Regions from separate parts of the Homo sapiens genome. Here region 2 is linked to region 1. Evidence: chromatin contacts called from ENCODE Hi-C or POLR2A ChIA-PET data. All regions are on one chromosome and are shown on one strand. Each heading gives the region's core, a stretch centred on a gene start or an enhancer-like site at or near the end of the contact. The rest is flanking DNA. Distances are from core to core; before and after follow the strand shown. Region 1 overlaps GLIS3 (GLIS family zinc finger 3). Region 2 has its middle 38 kb from the start of GLIS3.

Evidence for each region. Hi-C counts contacts between places; a loop is a spot of excess contacts on that map. ChIA-PET counts read pairs that join two places held with the same protein, here RNA polymerase II (POLR2A). Pooled maps may share reads with other maps.
Region 2: a loop to region 1 is called in a map of PC-3, with 8 times the contacts of the local background. The contact joins two enhancer-like sites. A Hi-C loop is called at or near these places in 3 of 168 maps with a recorded cell type or tissue (MCF 10A, PC-3 and PC-9), 1 of 37 single-sample maps with no recorded cell type and 9 of 50 pooled maps. POLR2A ChIA-PET finds 5 or more read pairs at or near these places in 2 of 52 experiments (BJ and H1).

What each region holds. Positions count from the first base shown.
Region 1 is chr9:4,231,549-4,238,193 of GRCh38, reverse strand. The region is part of intron 2 of GLIS3 (GLIS family zinc finger 3); the gene reads left to right. Among named protein-coding and RNA genes, the nearest start is that of GLIS3-AS2, 64 kb to the left of the region's middle. RefSeq lists an enhancer at 1-234. Within about 2 kb of position 2,118, at least 5 of the 41 ENCODE cell types and tissues checked have a DNase peak (open chromatin) inside an H3K27ac peak, as active enhancers do.
Region 2 is chr9:4,334,694-4,341,473 of GRCh38, reverse strand. It overlaps a transcript of GLIS3 not described here. Among named protein-coding and RNA genes, the nearest start is that of GLIS3, 38 kb to the right of the region's middle. RefSeq lists an enhancer at 1,791-2,085. Within about 2 kb of position 1,938, at least 4 of the 41 ENCODE cell types and tissues checked have a DNase peak (open chromatin) inside an H3K27ac peak, as active enhancers do.

The DNA of each region.
Region 1 (6,645 bases), core at 869-3,368:
CTTTGCGCAGCGGGAGGGGGCAGGGAATAAACTTTATGTAAAGTAGGAACGAGAAGTCCCAGTTGCTTTTTTACGGAGTGGTCCTAAAGGCTTACTCCTGACTTTGTGCTCACTGGTATAGAAGCAGGACAGGGTGGCAACAGGAAATTCCTGAGGAAAATTTCTGGTCTAGAACATTCCTAGGTAGAAATTCTGAGGAAGTTCTGGACAGTCCCTGCTCAAAGGGAGAATAAGGGGAACATGGAAAGGATTCATCTTGTCCCTTGCAGCTGCTGGGCTAGTGAATTAACTAGGGAAGGGAAAGTTGTTTAAAGCCACATCAAACTGATAAAATGCTGAAGCTGGAGAGAACTGGGAAAGACAAAATGTGCTTACAGTGTGTCCCAAAACAGGAAGAGAGAAAAGAACCTGTCAGTAGTTATTTTCTCAATTTAAAGTTAATCTCAAATGAAACAGTGGGGAAAATACTGCAAAACAAAAGGCATGCCTGATTAATGAGAGGGTGAATCAAGTGGTGAGAATCAACAGTTTGACAAACTGTACTTCTAAATGTACATTTATGGAATTGGGGTAAAAATGGTAACAGAATTTGGTAATGAAAGTGCTACACTGAAACAGCTGGTTTAAAAAAGTACTATCATTTTGAATGATAATGATGCCATTTGTAGATTTTCAGCCATGCCCTAGGGCTCAGTAGACTGAGCCTGAAGTAGCGATTTCATCTATCTTTCATGTAAAACTACTACTTTTTTATTTTTTGCATATTTATGTTAAAATACCTGTAGTTATATTATAGACTTAATTCTACATTCTGATTTTTTTCCAGTTAATGTAAAGTTGCCATGAGTGGTTATTCATTCTTCATGTTGTGTCATCATTTTTGTGGCTGTGTAATATTCCGTCTAGAGACTGTACTGTACTTAACCGGCTATGCCTTTAATATTTAAATTATTTCAAAGGCGTTTTAGGTTATTTTGAAGGATATTTTCTGTATTCTAAATAACCTGCTATAATACATAATACAGTTTTCCCTTGTTTTGGATTATTTCCTTAGGATTATTTTTGAAATAAATCAGTGAAGGAAGTGAACATGTTGGTGATTCTTTATACTTATTGCTAAATTGCTTTCTAAAACATTTCTGTGATTTCCACATGGCAGAGTAAGAGTGGCCACATGTGCCTAATGAAGCTACAGAGTGAAGGATTCCCTAGATTTAGTGCAACTGGAAATGATTCTCACCTGAGACGATGCTGAGCCCATCCTGGTTTCAAAAAAATATTTTTAATGAATTGTTATGGAAAAAAGTAAGAAAGGCATCTGCCAATCAGAAGGGAAGTTTTAGTCTCAGTTGGAAGGATTTGTTTTTCCAGTTTGCATTGTCTTATGTAATAGATTTGGGGCCTAAAAACTTAGGGATTAGATGAAACTTTAATAAAATTAATCTTGTTTTATGTAAACAGCACCTAAAATTGCCTTACACATAGTGGGGGCTCAATAATATTTATGAGTAAATGAGGCACTGTGGGAACCTTGTCATTGACGGTAACCCTGAAGTGAATTATGTTTGGTCATGTGGTGGAAATTAGACTGCTGTGCTTTAAGTTTCAGATATTTTTTTCCACCCAGGTTTTCTTAAAATGAGGTATGCCTCTACAGCTTACAGTTACAGCCAATATTTGCAAATACTGTAACAAAAAAACTGTTTAACTTAAAAACAAATATTAAATCCTTCACCTCCCAACCCATGTGGAAAAGGGAGGAAAAGGGAAATACTTTTAAAAAGTGGGAATTCTTAAGTATTGCAATCTGTTTGTTTGGAGCAGGAACTATTTAAAAACTCACAACTTTAATAAGTGAAGGAGACGTACTGATGTAAACCACAAACATGTTTAGGGCATGAGATCATTCAGGCTCCTTCTCACCTTCAGAACAAAGGTTTCCCCTCTTCTCTAGTTTTTCTTTTTTTTCCTTTCTTTCTTTCTTTCTTTTTTTTTTTTTTTTTTTTTTTGTGACAACCACGTCAAGTTTTCCTAGCTGTGGCCAGGGAGCACTACTCCAGCTATTAAGCTGTGTGAGAACAGTGAACTTGGTCGGCAAGGATCATTTGTCTCCAGTTGTCAACAAAGGCTTGTTTTACTAGGAACAATGACTACACAGGTTTGTGTAGAGTGTTGTGTGCAAAAGCGTTAATCAGTAAGCAGCTTGAGCCATACTCAGAATCTCTTTTACATAGTTATTTTGTTCATTAGAGGTGATCGTTGTTTCTGTCAGTTGGCACCATTTGAAAAAGAAGTTCATCAGTATGCCGGGATGCTTTCTGCATAGTGAGATTGACTCAGTCCTGTGTTTCTTTCTTTTGGTTCTCTTTAATCAGTTTTCACCAGAGCACAGCCATGTTATTATTGATGTTTAAGTACAGCAAAGTGGTTAAATGATAATGATCTTGGTTTTCATCCAAGATAACAGATTTTTTTTTCTAGCTTGGGGAATACTTCAGTGCCCCGATGGAGTTTTTACACACTGACACTTGCATTTATACATTCACACTCACAGAAGACCTTCGTTCCAAAGAGGACAGACAGGAGGACTGCTGGCTATTGGAAAGGGTGCTAGTCTAGAGCCGGTAGGAGTAACTGGGGGTAAATGAATTCTTCTGCTCTGTTTGGCACTTACCAAAAGGACTAAATCACTGCAAGAAACCTTCTGAACATAATTCCAGCATGGCTGAATGACTGAGATCAAGTCGTTAGAAACTTAAAGTTGATAAAAGTTGCATTTTGAGTCTTAAGCGGTGGCACATGCATGAGCCTTCTGTCTGTGCACATATTTCAGGAGACCCTCCCCAACTTTACCCACTCAATGACTCCCCCCATCAGTTTTTTTTTTTTTTTTTTGAGACAGAGTCTCACTGTGTCGCCCAGCCTGGAGTGCAGTAGTGCAATCTCGGATCACTGCAACCTCCGCCTCCCGGGTTCAAGCGATTCTCCTGCCTCAGCCTCCGGAGTAGCTGGAACTACAGGCAGGTGCCACCACGCCCAGCGATTTTTTTTAAATTTTTAGTAGAGACAGAGTTTCACCGGGTTAGCCAGGATGGTCTCGATCTCCTGGCCTCGTGATCCACCCACCTCGGCCTCCCAAAGTGTGGGGATTACAGGCGTGAGCCACCGCGCCTGGCTCCCTCATCACATTTTTATTAAGTCCAGTGAGGTGCAGCTTTCCTTGCATAACTGAGGCAGGACTGATGCCATGGAGTGTATGTGGCGATGCCTTTTTGAGTCCTTCCAACTCTAGGGACTCTTAGGGAGCAAAGAGCTTGGACTAAGAGGTCCATAGTCAGATAAACCTATTTTCTGAAATAGTTGCATGACCTTGAGCAGGTCACTTAAGCTCTTTATATTAACAATAAACACACAAATACAAGCATACCTCATTTTATTTTGCTTCAGTTTATTGCACTTTGCAGATACTGTGTTTTTGACAAATTGAAGGTTTGTAGCAAACCTGCATCGAGTAAGTGCATTGGCACTATTTTTTCCAAACAGTATGTGCTCACTTCATGTCTCTGTGTCACATTTTGATAATTCTAGTAATATTTCAAACTTTTCCGTTGTTATTATAATATCTATTACGAAGATCCATGAACAGTGATGTTTTGTGTTACTATTGTAATTGTTTTAGGGTGTCATGAACTGGCCCATATAAGACTAAAATGACAAACTTAACCAATAAGTGTTGTGTGTATTCTGACTGTTCCACAGAGTGCCCATTCCCTATCTCTCTCCCTCTCCTTGTGCTCTTGTATTCCTTAAAACACAGCAGTATTGAAATTAAGCCAATTAATAACCCTAGAATGGCCTTTAAGTATTCAAGTGAAAGGAGGAGTCGCACATATCTCACTTTAACTCAAAAGCTAGAAATGCTTAAGCCTATTGAGGAAGGCATGTCTAAAACCAATTGTGTCAAACATTTAGCCAAGTTGTGAATGCAAAGGAAAAGTTCTTGAAAGAAATTAGAAGTGCTCCTCCCATGAACACAAGAAGGATATGGAAGCAAAATATCCTCATTGCTGATACGGAGAAAGTTTGAGTGGTCTGGATGGACAGTCATACTGACCACAAAATTCCCTCAAGCTAAAGCCTAATCCAGATTAAGCCCTAACTCTCTTCAGTGTTACAAAGGCTGAGAGACGTGAGGGAGCTTCACAAGAAAAGTTGGAAGCTAGCAGAAGTTGGTTTATGAAGTTTAAGGAAAAAAAGCTGTCTCCATAAGATAAAAGGGCAAGTTGAAGCAGCAAGTGGTGATGTAGGAGCTGCAGCAAGTTCTCCAGGAGATCTAACTAAAATCACTGATGATGATGGCTACACTAAACAGACTTTCAATGTAGATAAAACAGCCTTCTATTGGAAGAAGATGCCATCTAGGACTTTCATAGCTACAGAGGAGAAGTCAATGCCTGGCTTCAAAGCTTCAAAGGACAGGCTGGCTCCCTTGTTAGGGGCTAATGCAGCTGGTAACTTTAAGTTGAAGCCAGTGTTCATTTACCATTTTGAAAATCCTAGGGCCTTTAAGAATTATGCTAATCTATTCTGCCTGTGATCTATAAATGGAACAACAAAGCCTGGATGAGAGCACATCTCTTTACGTCATGGTTTACTGAGTATTTTAAGTCCTCTGTTGAGACCTACTGCTCAAAAAAGAAAGATTTCCTTCAAAATATTACTAGTCATTAACAATGCACCTGGTTACTGAAGAGCTCTGATGGAGATGTACAAGGAGATTAATGTGTTTTCATGATTGGTAACACAACATCCCTTCTGCAGCCCAAGGATCAAGGAGTAATTTCAACTTTCAGTTTGGTCCTGGTATAAAGTACAAGCCTATTTGGAGGGGGCCTGTCTAGTGCCTAGATTGAGGGTTTCTGTGGTGACAGTGGCCAGCTATAACTTGGGGTGTTTGAATGGAGATGATCACAAGAGAAGCAATAGCTAACCAAGAGCATCAGGGTTCACCTCATCTGTCAGGTTTGAAGATCAAAGACAGCCTGGGAACACTCTCTCTTTGGAAAAGATGTCAAAGATGTCACCTTTGTATTTGTATCGTTGGTATCAAAATTATGTAATTGGCCATTAGAGCTCATCCTCCTTATTAATATAAGCATTGCTGTCGTGTGGTGGTAGTAATGGTCTTGGAAGTGGAGTAGCAGATGATATTCTAGAAACAGAGAAGAACCTGGCTTAAATACAAAAACATTTTGTCTATACACTGATTCTACCACTGGAGGTATAATAAGATTAACAGTCTGCTCTTTGGGATGGTCAAAGTTCCCTGGGTATTTTTAACTTACCACTATTTAGATCTTGGTGCCAATTATTTAAATATGACTAGTGGTTGGACATTTTAGGAGGAAAAACAAAGAATAGGAATGACACAGATAGTCTCTTAATATTAGATAACGTTTCTGTGTCCTCCAACTTCCTCATCTTTATTATGGGTACTTCCAGAAGCCTTTATTGATAATGGTAATAATAACTACTTTTGTTTTGTAGTAGCCTACCTGTTGCTAGTACTGGTATAATGTTTAGGAAATTTCTTTTATATTGACTTCCAAACAAACCAGTAAGTCAGAGATTATTATCTATATTTTCAATAACACTTTGAAATTCAGAGGAGTTATCATATTGCTGAAAGTCAAACAGCCAGTAAATGGCAGAGTAAACATAGGAACTTGAAGTGTTGTGCTAAAGGTAGGTGTCTTCTTTGTTTCTTTGTTTCTTTCTTTTTTTTTCTTTTCTTTTTTTTTTTTTTTTTTTAAGAGACAAGGTCTGCCTCTGTCACCCAGGCTTGAGTACAGAGGCACGATCATAGCTCACTGCAGCCTTGAACTCATGGGCTCAAGTGATCCCCCTGCCTTGGCATCTCAAATAGCTGGTACTACAGAGGTGCATGCCACCATGCCTGGCTAATTTTTAAATTTTTCTGTAGAGACAGAATCTTGCTATGTTGCTTAGGATGGTCTTGAACCCCTGGCCTCAAGCAGTCCTCCCACTTCAGCCTCCCAAAGTGCTGGCATTACAGGTGTGCGTCTCCATGCCCAGTCCTGTCTGTTTCATTTTTAAAAATATTTTTTTGAGTTGTAAAACAGCAAGTTAAAATTATACAAATCCTATACAAAGCTAAATGTTGAGTGAAATTATTTTTCTTGCTTTCTGGTTACCCAAAAAAAGTATTGGTTGGGCAAATTGCCTATTGTGGATCAGAGGGTGGGGCTTTAACAGGAACATAATGACAACCACAGGGCTTTGTTGATTGGCTTTGTTGCAGGCCTTCCATTAAGTTCATTTGAAGTACATCCTTTAATATTCCCCATATGGGTCTGTGAGTAGTAGGACCATTGTTTACATTGGTAAAAATTTTGATCTTTGAATGCCTGAAAATGTCTTATTTTGCCTTAATGATTGAATAATACTTAGTTGGTCATAAGATTATTGATTTACAGCTGTTTTCCTTAGAACTTTGAAGATTTTTACATTGTTGGCCTTGACGTTTATTTTTAAGACGTTTCCTAAGCATCTAATTGTTGTTCCTTTAAGAGTTTTGCTTTATTCTGATGTTTTTCTGTTCCATCATAATGTATCTAGATGTGG
Region 2 (6,780 bases), core at 689-3,188, 100 kb before region 1:
CAGTGACCTTGAATGTGAAATGAGACAAGTCTTCACAATGGTGAGTTTTTCTCCAGCACACAATGAGCTGTGTGCACATCAGCCTGGAGAAGAAGGAGAGTTGATTTGAACAGGGTCAGATGTTGCCTGATAACTACAAGTGTGTAATCCCAGGGTAATAGAGCTTATCTTTCACTCGTGTGAGTGCAAGCCAGGAGAGCTTTAAGCTCCAGTGATGCCAGATAGGTTGGAAATGGCTGAAGAAGAAGTGGAAGTAGATGGATAGAGAGCAGTCTTGTTTTGTCCTAGAGAGTATTGCACAAGCCTGTGGATCAGATAATGCAACTAGGAAAGTCTGTCCCCAAAAAGGAAACACATAAGTTCTAAGCATACCATTGGACCAGAAGAGATAACAGATCATTTGGATTAGAGGGAAGAAAGACTTGCAGTCCAGAGGCTATTCAAGGATGTCAGATGCCAGTTGTGGGTGTTTGCAGAGTTGCTAAAATATCAGGTGAGGCCAGGCACGGTGGCTCACACCTATAATCCCAGCACTTTGGGAGGCCGAGGCAGGTGTTTGAGACCAGCCTGGCCAACATGGCGAAACCCCATCTATACTAATAATACAAAAATTAGCCAGGAGGGGTCACCCACACCTATAATCCTAGCTACTTGGGTGGCTGAGGCAGGGACAATTGCTTGAACCCAGGAGGCGGAGGTTCAGTGAGTTGAGATAGTGCCACTGAACTCCAGCCTGGGTGATGGGTGACAGAGCGAGACTCTGTCTCCAAAAAAATTAAACAAAAACAAGAATCAGGTGGGATCTGGTTCCGACAACGGTCTCCAGGTTCAAGTGTCCATGGTGGTTAATAGCGTGGATGTGGAGATGAGCACATGGACCATCACCCTCACTCCCTCATTCCTGCTGTCCTGCCACCACAAATACACAGAAGCTTAACCCTAGACCCAGGAACCATCCGGGCAAGGAGAACAGGGATGGAGGATGCATCCTGAAAGATGAGGAATTTGCCCCAAAGACACTGGGTAAGACAAAATAAAAGAATGTTTCATCCTGGAATTGAGTTGCCTTTTAATTGGGAAGTTGAAGTTTTCCCCCACCCCCTCACTTCTATTCAGCTCAAAAGTCAGATGACATCAGTCATGGCAAATAAAGGAAAATGACATACTTTTTTTTTTTTTTCTCATTTGATTTGTAATTCCTAAACTTCTATCTGGGTACAGACGTTTTGGATTATTCAGAGATTTAAAAAATACATACTAACTCTGTTCCCCTGTGGTAATTAAAAGTTGGCCATGTAAGAAAGAAAATATTAAAAGTATGGAGAAGGCTGTAGAAAAAGGGAATAGATCCAGAGATTCTAGGGGAATATCAACCTCATGCTAAGCCAAGCCGTGAGGACATGGTGAATTCACTGATGAGCAAGAAGCAAAGCCGCTTGTCAGCTGGTATTAAATGTTGACTTCTCCCTAGTCTTTGTGTCTTGGTCAATACCAAATGAGAGAATGTTTGCTCTTAAGTTCACTCTAGGAAACTACCCACCAAAAACTTGCTTTACCTTTCTGTCTCTTTTCTTTTCCTTTCCTTTCCTTTCCCTCCCCCTCCCCTCCCCCACCCCTCCCCTACCCCCTCCCCTCCCCTCCCCCTCCCCCCTCCCCCTCCCCTCCCCTCCCCCTTCCCTCCCCCTACAGTTTCTGGTTCTCTGGGCACGTTTTGATCCCAGTGAGAAGCTTCTTTTGTACCAAACTTCCCAAATCCCATCATTGCATTGTTATCTGGCTTTGAAATGTCACTGTGGCATCTCCACCCTTGCTTGGGAAACTTTGCTCAATGAAAAGTCTGATTAGCTTTACCTGACCCTAAATACACACAACAGAGACGGATCACAGAAGGACCAGAAGCAACAGGTTGGAGAGGTTCTTTCCGGTTAGCAATCCAAACCTCTGCACCTATTTGGCCTCTAGGCGGCGCCAGCCCTTCAAAAAACAAGGCTGTTTATGTAACAGATTGGCAGTTTGAACGTCTATATAAATGTCATTCTTTAAAAATAAAGACGAAACTCTCAGTTAACTTAAACAGGAGCAAATTAAAAAGTAGAGTGAAGCATGTATTTCATGAACACAATTCATCGGCTGTCTTTGGTACTTCAAAATGAAACATTTTCTCCAAATAACTGGCACCCTCCCACTGGCTTTAGCTACATAGTGACAAAACAACAGATCAATTCACTTCAGTGAAGAAGACAAATCCAGTCATTGAGGACTGGCTTCATGTGACTTACACACCTGGGGACAGAATTCTATCTATGCCACCAAATATATAAGCCAAGCCACTAAATCATGACTGAGGTGTTGAGTTTATCCTCCCAAACATATCGAGGTAGTGTTGTATGGACAGTCTCAATTGTTTTGAACATGATTATTTTGCTTCATGAACTCACCAGGAGGGTCCTTGAAATGCCGCTTTTCAACATAGTTTTAAGGGTAAGCCTGTAACACATAAAGCCGTCTCATTTTGAAGGCTTTGTGTCCTTGTGTGTTAATGCAGAATCTCAATCTTAGCTTCAAAATGGAATCACTTGGGGAGCTTTAAAAAAAATCCCAAGACTCAGGCACATACCCCAAACCAATTAAATAAGGATCTCTGGAGCTGGGACCCAAGCAACAGTGCTTTTTCCAGGCTCCTTAGGTGATACAATATGAGGCTATATTTTTGGTTCCTCTACTTTCTACTTGCAGCTCCTTCTCCCATGGGGCTGGCTACAGGAACCAATCTCCAGTACTTACACTATTTTCCCCCAGTTCCTTTTTCTCCCTGGGTCTGTCCCCAAACTTCATGCAGAACAATGCCTGTGAACAAGTCACATGCCCTTTAGATTCTTCCAGACCTATTTGAAATTCAGTGGTAGCCACATCTTGACTTCAAGTTTGGGGCCCTATACAGTCATTGACTAGTAGATATGAACAGTACCTCATAGGTTGTCTAGTATGGTGACTCCCAAATACCAGTCCTGAGCTGAATTCTCATCCTGAATAAGAATAATCCAGGGAGCTTGTTTAAAAAATTGTGTGTGTGTGTGTGTGTGTATGTGTGTGTGTGTGTGTGTGTACACACATATATAATAGAAATCCATCTATCTCTCTATATATACGTATAATTTTGTTACCAGAAAGTCTCATTCAGTAGGTCTACAGAAAGACCTGAAAGCTGTGTTTTAACAAGCTAAGCTTAAAGGAAACTCATCTAGTCCAACACTGCCAACACATAGCAGCAGCAAAATCTCAATGGGATATGCCTTGTTCAAGGAAACTTGTCTAGTCAGGAGAAGCGATAGGATTAGAATCAGGTGTCCTGACTCCTGTGAAAAGAAGTCATGCTATGGACAAATACAGTTTTTGCATTTCAAAACTAAACACACACACACACACACACACACACACACACACACACAGCCTTGCCAATCTTACCAGTTAGACATTAGAGAAAGAGCAAACCATCCTGGGAAATCAGATCTGGGTCCTAGCTCCTGCTTGGTCACATAAGCTGTGTGGTTTGGGGCAAATATTTTCATCTCTTTGAACCCCAGTTTCTTCATCTTTCAAATGGGGGTAATAGTTGCCTCATAGAGTTTTGTGAGGATTAAATGATACAACATATCTGAAAGATGGATAGTGGAGCCTGGTACTGAGTAAACAAAACTGGTTGCTACCACCTCTACTATTATGCTACTATTGTGATCATTATTATGAACATTAATCAGCTTTTGTCTGGCCTTGTGATATGGTAGAATGAGTCAGATATTGGCCCAAAGGGATCCTCCATGTTCTTTTACTTCAGTGATGCTTGAGGCCCTTGTCCAACTCAGCATGTCAGAAAAAATGACCGGAAGGAGCCTGAAGCTTTTTGTTTGTTAGATATATTTTTTTGATTATAAAGGAAATATACATCATTGTAGAGTACATAGAAATGTTCAGAATCATTGCAAAATATTGCCTTCATTCGTTTAAATCAAAAGTATGAAAATACTGTCCGTACGATTTTGTATCTTTATTTTCAAATGAACATTTCCTATGTCATTAATTTTTTGACCATATCACTTTAATAGCTGCATACTATCTAATCATATGGCTGTATTTAATTAACTATTTTCTGATTGTTAGACATTTATGTTATTTCCAGCTTTGTTACAATAATTAACACTTTGGTGAAGGTCTTTGTAGATAAAGTATTTTTCTGAGCTTCTGATTATTTCCTCAGGACTGTGTCCCAGAATGAGAGTTTTGGGGTTAAATGATTTGCACTTTTAATGATTCTATGTGTTGCCAAATTACTTTCGGGAAAAGTTGTACCAATTTGTTTGTGCACTAGAAGCCAATGACACTACCAACTCTGAGTATTTTCTTTTCCTAATTTGATAGGTTAAAAGTAGTATCTCATTTTAGTGCATTTAAAAACATTTACTAGTAATATTAGATTTTTAAATATTTATTAGTCATTTATATTCTGTCCTCTGGAAATTGTCCATTTACTTGATCTATTTTTCTCTTGGAATTTAGTGAGTTAGTGTCTTCCTTATCAGAATATATGAGTATTCATGTAGAATTGACAGATAACTTTGTAGACCTCTTTTCATAGATCTTTTTAGCAGATCTGTAGTGTAATTAGTATGAACATCTCTCTACTATCATAAAAACTTGCCAACTAAAGGAATATACAAATTGTATAGGACTTGGGACATGAGCTCTGGAGCAGTGAACATCGCACGTTTCCCATAAGTGATAGTTTTGAGGAATGGCAAGGTTTGGAGTTAGGTGGATCTGGGTCTAAACCCTAGTTCTGTCGCTTACTGGTTTTGCAGTCTTGGTTTTGTTGTTTTATCTTCCTGAGTCTTACTTTCCTTTTCCATAAAACGGAAACTATATATTCAGTTTCAGGGCTCATGTGAGGATGCCAAGAGAAAGGGTGATATCAACACCCCGACACATGTATCAGTGCCCTCAGGGTCTGGCACCAGAAACTGTAGCAATGATCCTAAGGGATCCAGGTCCCTGACCCAGAACTGCCACCCAGAGTATTGGTGACCTGGCCTGGCCTGGTGGCTTTGGCCCTGTGGAGCAACTTTAATGCTAGTTACAGCAGCACCAGGGGCTTAGTGGATAGATAGCTTAGCCATAGAGATCTCTGAAAGTATTCAGAGCTAAAGAAGAGGAAACCCATATATCACATGTGGCCATGGAGAGGACTGATTTTGAATCCACATGAGATGCTTTTTGGAGACTCCCAAGATTAGGTCAGGGAGAAGAGTTGGCAGTGGGCTAGAGCCAGAGAACTATTGCTTTCTACTGCTATTGTGACCCTACTTTAATATCATGCCATGTGGCTTATGGGTAACAAACAGATTGGGAAATGGAGGCCCACAGAGGTGTAATGACTTACTCAAGATCTCACAGCACATCATCTCCAAACTCAGGTTTTCTAACTGCTTGCTCCCTGCCCTTTCTTCTTCATCACCTGTCACCAAGTAAATTTACCGAAGTCCGCAAATTTTTACCTTAGGTTGTCATAGCTCTGTATTAACTAACTGAATTTCTTGGAACTGGATACAAACACCAAGGCTGGAATGAGGGAAGAATCACCTTATCCTGTTAAATCTGGTTCAATGGGGGAAGGACCCTGGGGCAATTCAGAGTAGGGCAAGGGACCCAGGGGATGCCAAGTGTGTTCTGAGGCTTCTTGAAAGGGATGGATGCCTCTAAGAGAGGTCTAAATAGATCCTGATGTTTCAGGTTTAAACTAAAACCCTAAGCCGTGTTGAAAGTGCCCTTGTTTAACCCCGGGCTACTTAGGGTACTACAGGTGAGATGCCAGGTGTAAGCTAGGTTAACGCCATCCCCAGGGCTGGTGAGGGAGATAGACACCAGAACCACTGAATTCTGCCTGTTTTTCACACTTGAAGGCTTTGCACAGGAAAGCACGTGGAGCAGAAGTGATAATTCAGATGATTAGAGCAGAAGCCCTTTATGGAGTAGCATTACCAGATCTTTTTATTTGCTATATCTGGCAAGTTTACGAGCAACTGAGGATTTACTTTAACTGAACCATTTGGTTTAGCTGTCTACAATTAATTGATCAATTTCACAGGTTAATTGGCTTAGGGCTTCATTTCACTTTGTGGTATAGACTTTGATCGTCACTGGAGTTATTTCTTATGCTTCTAATTTGTTTCAATTATGGCACTAAGATGCTCAGTAAAAATGAGTGGAAATGGGGCCAGGTACGGTGGCTCATGCCTGTAATCCCAGCACTTTGGGATGCCAAGGCGGGTGGATCACGAGGTCAGGAGATCAAGACCATCCTGGCTAACATGGTGAAACCTCGTCTCCACTAAAAACACAAAAAATTAGCCAGGTATAGTGGCGGGCGCCTGTAGTCCCAGCTACTCGGGAGGCTGAGGCAGGAGAATGGCATGAACCCGGGAGGTGGAGCTTGCGGTGAGCCGAGATCACACCACTGCACTCCAGCCTGGGTGACAGAGCAAGACTCCGTTTCAAAAAAAAAAAAAAAAAAAAAAGGTGGAAATGATTTCTCTTCTGAGAGCTGCTCTTATTGTAGTTGTGGGTTGAAGAGAGCAGGCATGACTGCCCATGGCTGGGCATGCTTTTAAAGGTCAGAGTACAAAATGGCCTTGGACAAGCCCCAGGTTCGCTGTAAGTGGCCTTCTGTAGCACCTTTGTGTGTGAGAATGAATGCTGTGACTCATAAGGGCAGTAGTGTGGATTGAG